2 separate regions of the Mus musculus genome follow, and region 1 is linked to region 2. The links are chromatin loops, found by intact Hi-C in ENCODE. Cell type or tissue: left cerebral cortex. All regions are shown on one strand. Links, peaks and the distances in the headings refer to the core of each region. The heading gives the core; the rest is flanking DNA. Region 1 overlaps Ccser2 (coiled-coil serine rich 2). Region 2 overlaps Ccser2 (coiled-coil serine rich 2).

What was found. A loop is a pair of places that touch in the nucleus more often than their neighbours do. Peaks named below come from ENCODE experiments on the same cell type or tissue, not always from the same donor. Only the 100,000 strongest peaks of a DNase experiment are listed, where the experiment ranks them.
Region 1: a loop joins it to region 2, with 2.2 times the contacts of the local background. A loop is called at or near these places in 10 of 42 quality-filtered maps.

Annotation. Positions count from the first base shown.
Region 1 is chr14:36,888,773-36,891,699 of GRCm38, forward strand. It overlaps Ccser2 (coiled-coil serine rich 2), which reads right to left. Exons shown (of 11, transcript NM_027045.1): 10 at 1,570-1,654. Among named protein-coding and RNA genes, the nearest start is that of Ccser2, 79 kb to the right of the region's middle. In left cerebral cortex, for the core only: no CTCF peak of the experiment used is centred there; a DNase peak (open chromatin) is centred at 1,556.
Region 2 is chr14:36,935,990-36,938,916 of GRCm38, forward strand. It overlaps Ccser2 (coiled-coil serine rich 2), which reads right to left. Exons shown (of 11, transcript NM_027045.1): 3 at 2,595-2,791. Among named protein-coding and RNA genes, the nearest start is that of Ccser2, 31 kb to the right of the region's middle. In left cerebral cortex, for the core only: CTCF peaks have their summits at 1,571 (motif pointing left) and 1,771; a DNase peak (open chromatin) is centred at 1,561.

The DNA.
Region 1 (2,927 bases), core at 205-2,704, 47 kb before region 2:
TTCCATACTGTATCTACCACTTCTAACATCTACCACTCACTCTTACAACTCAAAATAAAAACCCAACTGCTGCTTCTGAAGACTCAGCCACACTCTTGGCCTCTGTACTTGATGATAAACATAGTACACTCTAGTCAGTGCTCAAGCAGGTATCAGAAAGAAGCTTTAAAATGAAACATTACAATGAGAGAGATACTCCTTAACTCCTGCCTATTATGTATAATCAACCTCTGTAAAAGCTGAGTGCTGGGAACGGAAAACTACGTAAATGCAGAAACCGGTATTATCATGTTGAATGTTCATTTAGTATAGGAAAAAAACTAAGACCTGTTCTTAACTGTCTCTGAAAAAAACATTGGGTTCATTGCTATGACTTCATGGCCTTCATCTCTCTCTCACACACAACCTAAAGGAAGTAGAAAAATAGCTTTGCTAGCATATGGTAACACCTATCCCCAGGAGTGAGTCTCAGTATAGCAGTTAAAACCTATTTCTCTTCCAAAAGAACCTCTCAAACTCAGTGAGAGACACTGAAGGGCATGTAATGACCCTACAGCTATGGCTGCAAGCATCCTGTAAAAAATCTCTACAGAAAGACATATCCCACTCATTCCTGAGAGGTTACCAGAGCCAAATCATATAACTAATCCTTATTTTAATCTGGAATTCATGCAGCTTATTTATAATTTTGATAAATAAAGACATAATTTTTCAAAAAATAAATTTTATTCTAAATTGATTAAAATTTCCCTTAGGACTCCTGATACTTTACTTAAGGAAAACCAGTGGGAAAAAATGGTAGAAATCACAGAACAAACCATGGAGAAGGTGTAGAACTAGCTCTGATTGACTCTTTTTTTTCACTAATATTAGCTTTTGGGGGTAGGTGACTTTTCAAAAAAAGATAAAATACAGTCAACTTACCAGGTACAGTAAAATATATAATCTAAAGCAGTCAAGCTGTGTGGCAGGTCTTGTAATAACTGAATCATTAAAAGTGTTAGTAAACCATGCATATTCAACGCCACTGCTTCTATGAGGTGAAGCAGCTAACAAATTATAAAAGACATTAGTGGTTTTAAAATGGCCTTGAAATTTTTTAAAAGTTTTAGATGGTAATTAAATACAGGTAAAGCCTTTGATGAGGAGATATTTAAGTGTGCAGTGGTCTAGTAAGCCTGACCCCTAAACAGTATGCATCTGTCCATCAAGTCTGTGCGCATTTTAAAAGTCAATAGGTAAGACGTAATTTTATCTTATACATTTCATGATCTTCGTAAGATCTACTTAAAGACAGATGCATGCCAGCAGGTCTAGGGTCACCAGTGAAAGGTTTCCACAGCATTACAGTGAAATTAACCTCTGGCGGCTTCCAGGAAGCCACAGTGGAGGCTTGTTTGCATGCAGTCAGGGAAAGGTTAGGAGAGCAGAGCACGGGAGTGCTCCTGGAGCAGGTGCCTGCAGATGACTGGGAGGGGCAGAAGGTATTGGAGAGGGAGGGGCCATGCAGCAGGGAAATACCATGGAGGGGAAGCCAGAGCAGGATGGGAGTGAGAGACACAGACTCACTCTGTCTGCGGTGCGGCGGTACAGTCCGTGGCATCCCCTGGAAGGAGCCCTGCCAAGGAGAGAAGGAGGGTGCACAATACCCACCCTGTGCAGAAAGAGATGGGGTAGGGAGGCATAATGAAGAAGGGAACCAGAGAAACATTTGTCTTCGCTTTTAAAATAACACAGCAACAGTGTTAATGAGAAGTAAATTTCATTTTTTAACATACAGGCAGCTCAAACTAATAATACATCAGAATTCAAAATCTAGTTGTCAAATATGTTACAGAAAATATCTCAGAACTCTACACCTCTTCCTAGGCAACACACAAATAAGCCTTTATGGTATGTATAAACCCCACCATCATATACTTGTAAGTATCAGCTTATTATTTTGCAGAAGAGCACTATAGAAGGGAAGATAAATTATATGTATTCACACATAGAAATATTAATTTATGAATCAGGAAATCAAACATTAGCGCAAAATTTTTCTTTTCAAGTTACAGATTTTCAAAAGATTAGAACAAAAAAATAAAGAAAGCTAAGGTTAGAAATAATTAGGATATTGTGACAATAAGTTCTTACAAAGTGTGACATGCAAGACATAGGTGACACATGCTTTTTAGTATGAGTAACTAAAGGTTCTTAATTTAACTTAATCATGTTTTATCAAAATTGGAAGACATCTATCTGTATGTCGGATGTTGAACACCACAGAATCAGAAACACATTATTTGTGGATATTAAAAATAACCACAGATAAAATCATAACACACAAATGAAATGGTCCCAGTACTAGCAAACTATGCTGCTTTAGCCTGTGCTTTCTAAGTCTTCACAGCAAAGGCTGCTTCTTCACACACTCAAGACAGCTTCACAATGTCTGGAACAAATCCAAATTGAATGTCAGATACTTATAAACACATCAGTAGATGGCTATAAGAGTCATGTAGAATGTTATTGGCTTTGAAAAATAATTTCAGTCAGGTACTGATTTCATATATAACTACAAAATGCACAATGTGGCTGTTTTAACAGTGCAAGACATGAACAGTAACCTTTTGTGTGCAGACTTCTACCTGTCAGAATGTGAACTCTCAGAAGCACAGGAGGCTCCAGCCAGTATTTATAAAGGTAGCTGGCACATGCTATATGCAAAACCTGATGCCTGAAATGATTAACATAGCACTATGGAAAAGCAATTGTGTGACCACCTCACAAAAGTTACTTGTTCAAATACTGGTGCAAGGATGTGTGTGTGTGTGTGTATGTGTGTGTGTGTGTGTGTGTGGTGTGTGTATTTTCACACACACAAACCCTTTCGAGTGGCAAATATAAATACAACACTAAATAAATATATAAATAAGACCATTTGG
Region 2 (2,927 bases), core at 135-2,634:
AGGGCTGGGAACACAGCTCAGGGTAGAATGTTTACTTCATCATGGAGGAGGGGCACACATGGACCGACAATAATACAAAAAAACCCTACAACTCATTAAAAGCCAGACACAAAATAATATGTGCGTGGCTCCATTTATATCCAGTTTAAAGCAGAACAAGTGATCCAGAGTAACGGAAGCCTTTCTAGCACCTCTTAGCATCTCTTCCTCTGTCTCTTGCTAAGAGGTGACCTTTCTTTGGAATAAGAGGCTCAAGGGAAGGAACAGAGGGGGAATTTTCTGAAGTGACTGAAATAGTCCTCATAACAAACTGGACAACTCCAAAAAATATCTTGGGATGTTTGTAAATTCATGTACTGTACTGAATATAAATTATATACAATAAATACTACTAAGCACATAAACAGCTGAGACTCTGGCTATTAACTTTAAAGGAACCAGTCTCAAATCTCTGTTTATCCTTGACAAGAGAAGAACTTGTGCATGTCTTTAACACTCCGGTCCGTCAAAAACAAAGTCTCACTCTAAAAGCTGTATCAGTTGCAGGAAATAGAGGCTCACTGCAGGGTAGGTACTGCACAGTGCTGGAGTACTTACACAGTGTGCACAAGACCCTGGGATAAATTCACAACAGGAAGGTTAGGGAGGAGGTTCATCTAAATTATATCAGCAGTGACAACTGATGCACAATCTAGAGCAATTCCCTCATATGAACCCAGACTGGAGTTGTCAGTTGTAATGCCCAAGGAAAGGGACAGCACACTAACGTTCATCTGCAGTTATGTTACATATATTAGTGAGAATTATTTTAGCAAAGAAAAAAATGGAAAAAAAGAAAAGACAATTTAAGTAAAAATAGTAAGATGTCAAAGTGTAGTACATCAAAAATGCCAAGTACAAATGAACTCCTTAGTTAAAAAAGACCAAAAAAGTTAAATAAATTATGTGCTAAGGATGAAGTGAGTTTACTGTAAAGGGAAGAAAACTATACAAATAAAATTGGCAAAGTATACTGATATCTGGGCAAAAAGGGGTGACAAATTCATCAGTGGAAACAAAACAGCTCAGTGCAGACCAGTGAAGTGATGTGTCATGAAAACAAAGCAAGCTGGAATTATTCAAAGCAAAACATGTGAACTTCCATCAAAACTCCCAAGAGGATCTTAATGTGCCTTTGTCAGTAAGCCCGTCCTTTCTTGGACTTTGCCTTTCCCTTGGATCAGAAAAGCGCAGTATCAAAGCTGGGCGTGGTGGCGTGCACCTTCACTCAGCACCTGGGAGGCAAGCGGATCTCTGAGTCTAGTCTACATAGAGGCTTATAGGACAGGGAGCCTAACTCAAAAAGCAACAAAGAAAAAAATCAGGAGCCCCTATTTTTTCTAAAGTACAGAGAGAGTATAGCAGATGGACTGGTTGCTTCTCATCTGCTATACTCAAGCATATTAATCAAGGAATATACTGAAGGATTTTAACACCATGGTCACCCAAGTATATTATAAACTCAGTAGAGGGGGCCTTTTGTCAGTTGCAATAATCTCTAAAAATAGCAAGTTCTAAGCGGCTCACTGCTGCCATCTACTGGACAAAATGTTGATAAGCACTTCAATTGTACATTTCAAAATTCTAATAAAGAACACAGTCAAGTCATAAACTGTAACCTTGTTCTGGCCAGATGAAGATACTCCACAAATGGCACATACCTATGTCTGTGCAACTTAAAAGCCTTTCATAACAGTATCTGGTTTCTCCGTGCCACAGGCTTATATAGATATAGAAAGCTTTGCTGCCTGAAAGCCAGTTAGAATGTTATATATTTATAAACCAATTTGATTTGTGAGTATTTCTATTTCATAACCTAAATAATTACCCTGAGCCATTTTAACCACACCAGTTGCATTTTATTAGCGTGTCTGTATCTAAGTTGCTTGTAATGTTTTATAAAAGAACTATGCATTAATATGTGGTGGCACTTGTAGTTCCCTCTTTCCAGACACAGGGAGATTATTTTCCTATCCCCTTAGTACTTATGTGGGACCACAGACAAACTGATTTTCAAGTGTGAATGAAAACACCAGAGCCACTTGCAGGCCAAATTAGATACTGCAAGGGTGTGACTGACAGTCCTGTCTCCTTCTGTCTTGGTAATAAGGGCTTCAAAGACAAGGTCAAACCCAAAGCCAAAGCAGCTTAGGTCATTATAGGCAGCTGTCCTAGAGAGTCGCCCAGACCTACAAAAGACTTTGTTAAGAATAAAAGCCAAAACCTCCCACTGTATTAAAGGCACACTGGACTGGCGACAGAATGGTAGGTAGTCCATCAGCACAGCCTACCCAGATACTTGGTCCTGGATCAACTGGTCCATCAGTCCACCACTCTTTCTGTAGGAAGCGCATGTTAAGCACCATCCCTGACACCCCTTCACCAAGGGGCACTTCTCAATACAGCAACTAAAAGTGTTGTAGATGTCACGTTCTTAGCTTAACTTAACCAATACACTAATGCCTTTATAATAAATTATGTATGTGTGTATTTGTATGTGTTTGTATAAAGAAATAAAAAGAAATCTCCCAAAGGGTAGAGAAATCCATACATACTATGCTGTTCATTTCAGAGGACTCATAGCTGCCAACAGGATGGACACTCCCAATGGGCTCCAGGCCCTCTTCATCCCACATGTACGTTCCATCAGAGCTATCGGACGGAGAGAGTTCAAATGAAGACCCAGCTCTGTAATCCGTATCCGGTGAAATCAAGTTGTTTCCAGATGTATGCTTTGTACATTCACTCCTGTCTTCAAATGATTTTAAAAGAAAGAAAAAAGCGTGAATTTATAAAACACAGTCATTTCTCATTTCTAAAATATAAGCTCTAATAATCCAATCTATTATAACAGCATTTGGTTCAAAAACTATAACTGTAGCATTTTC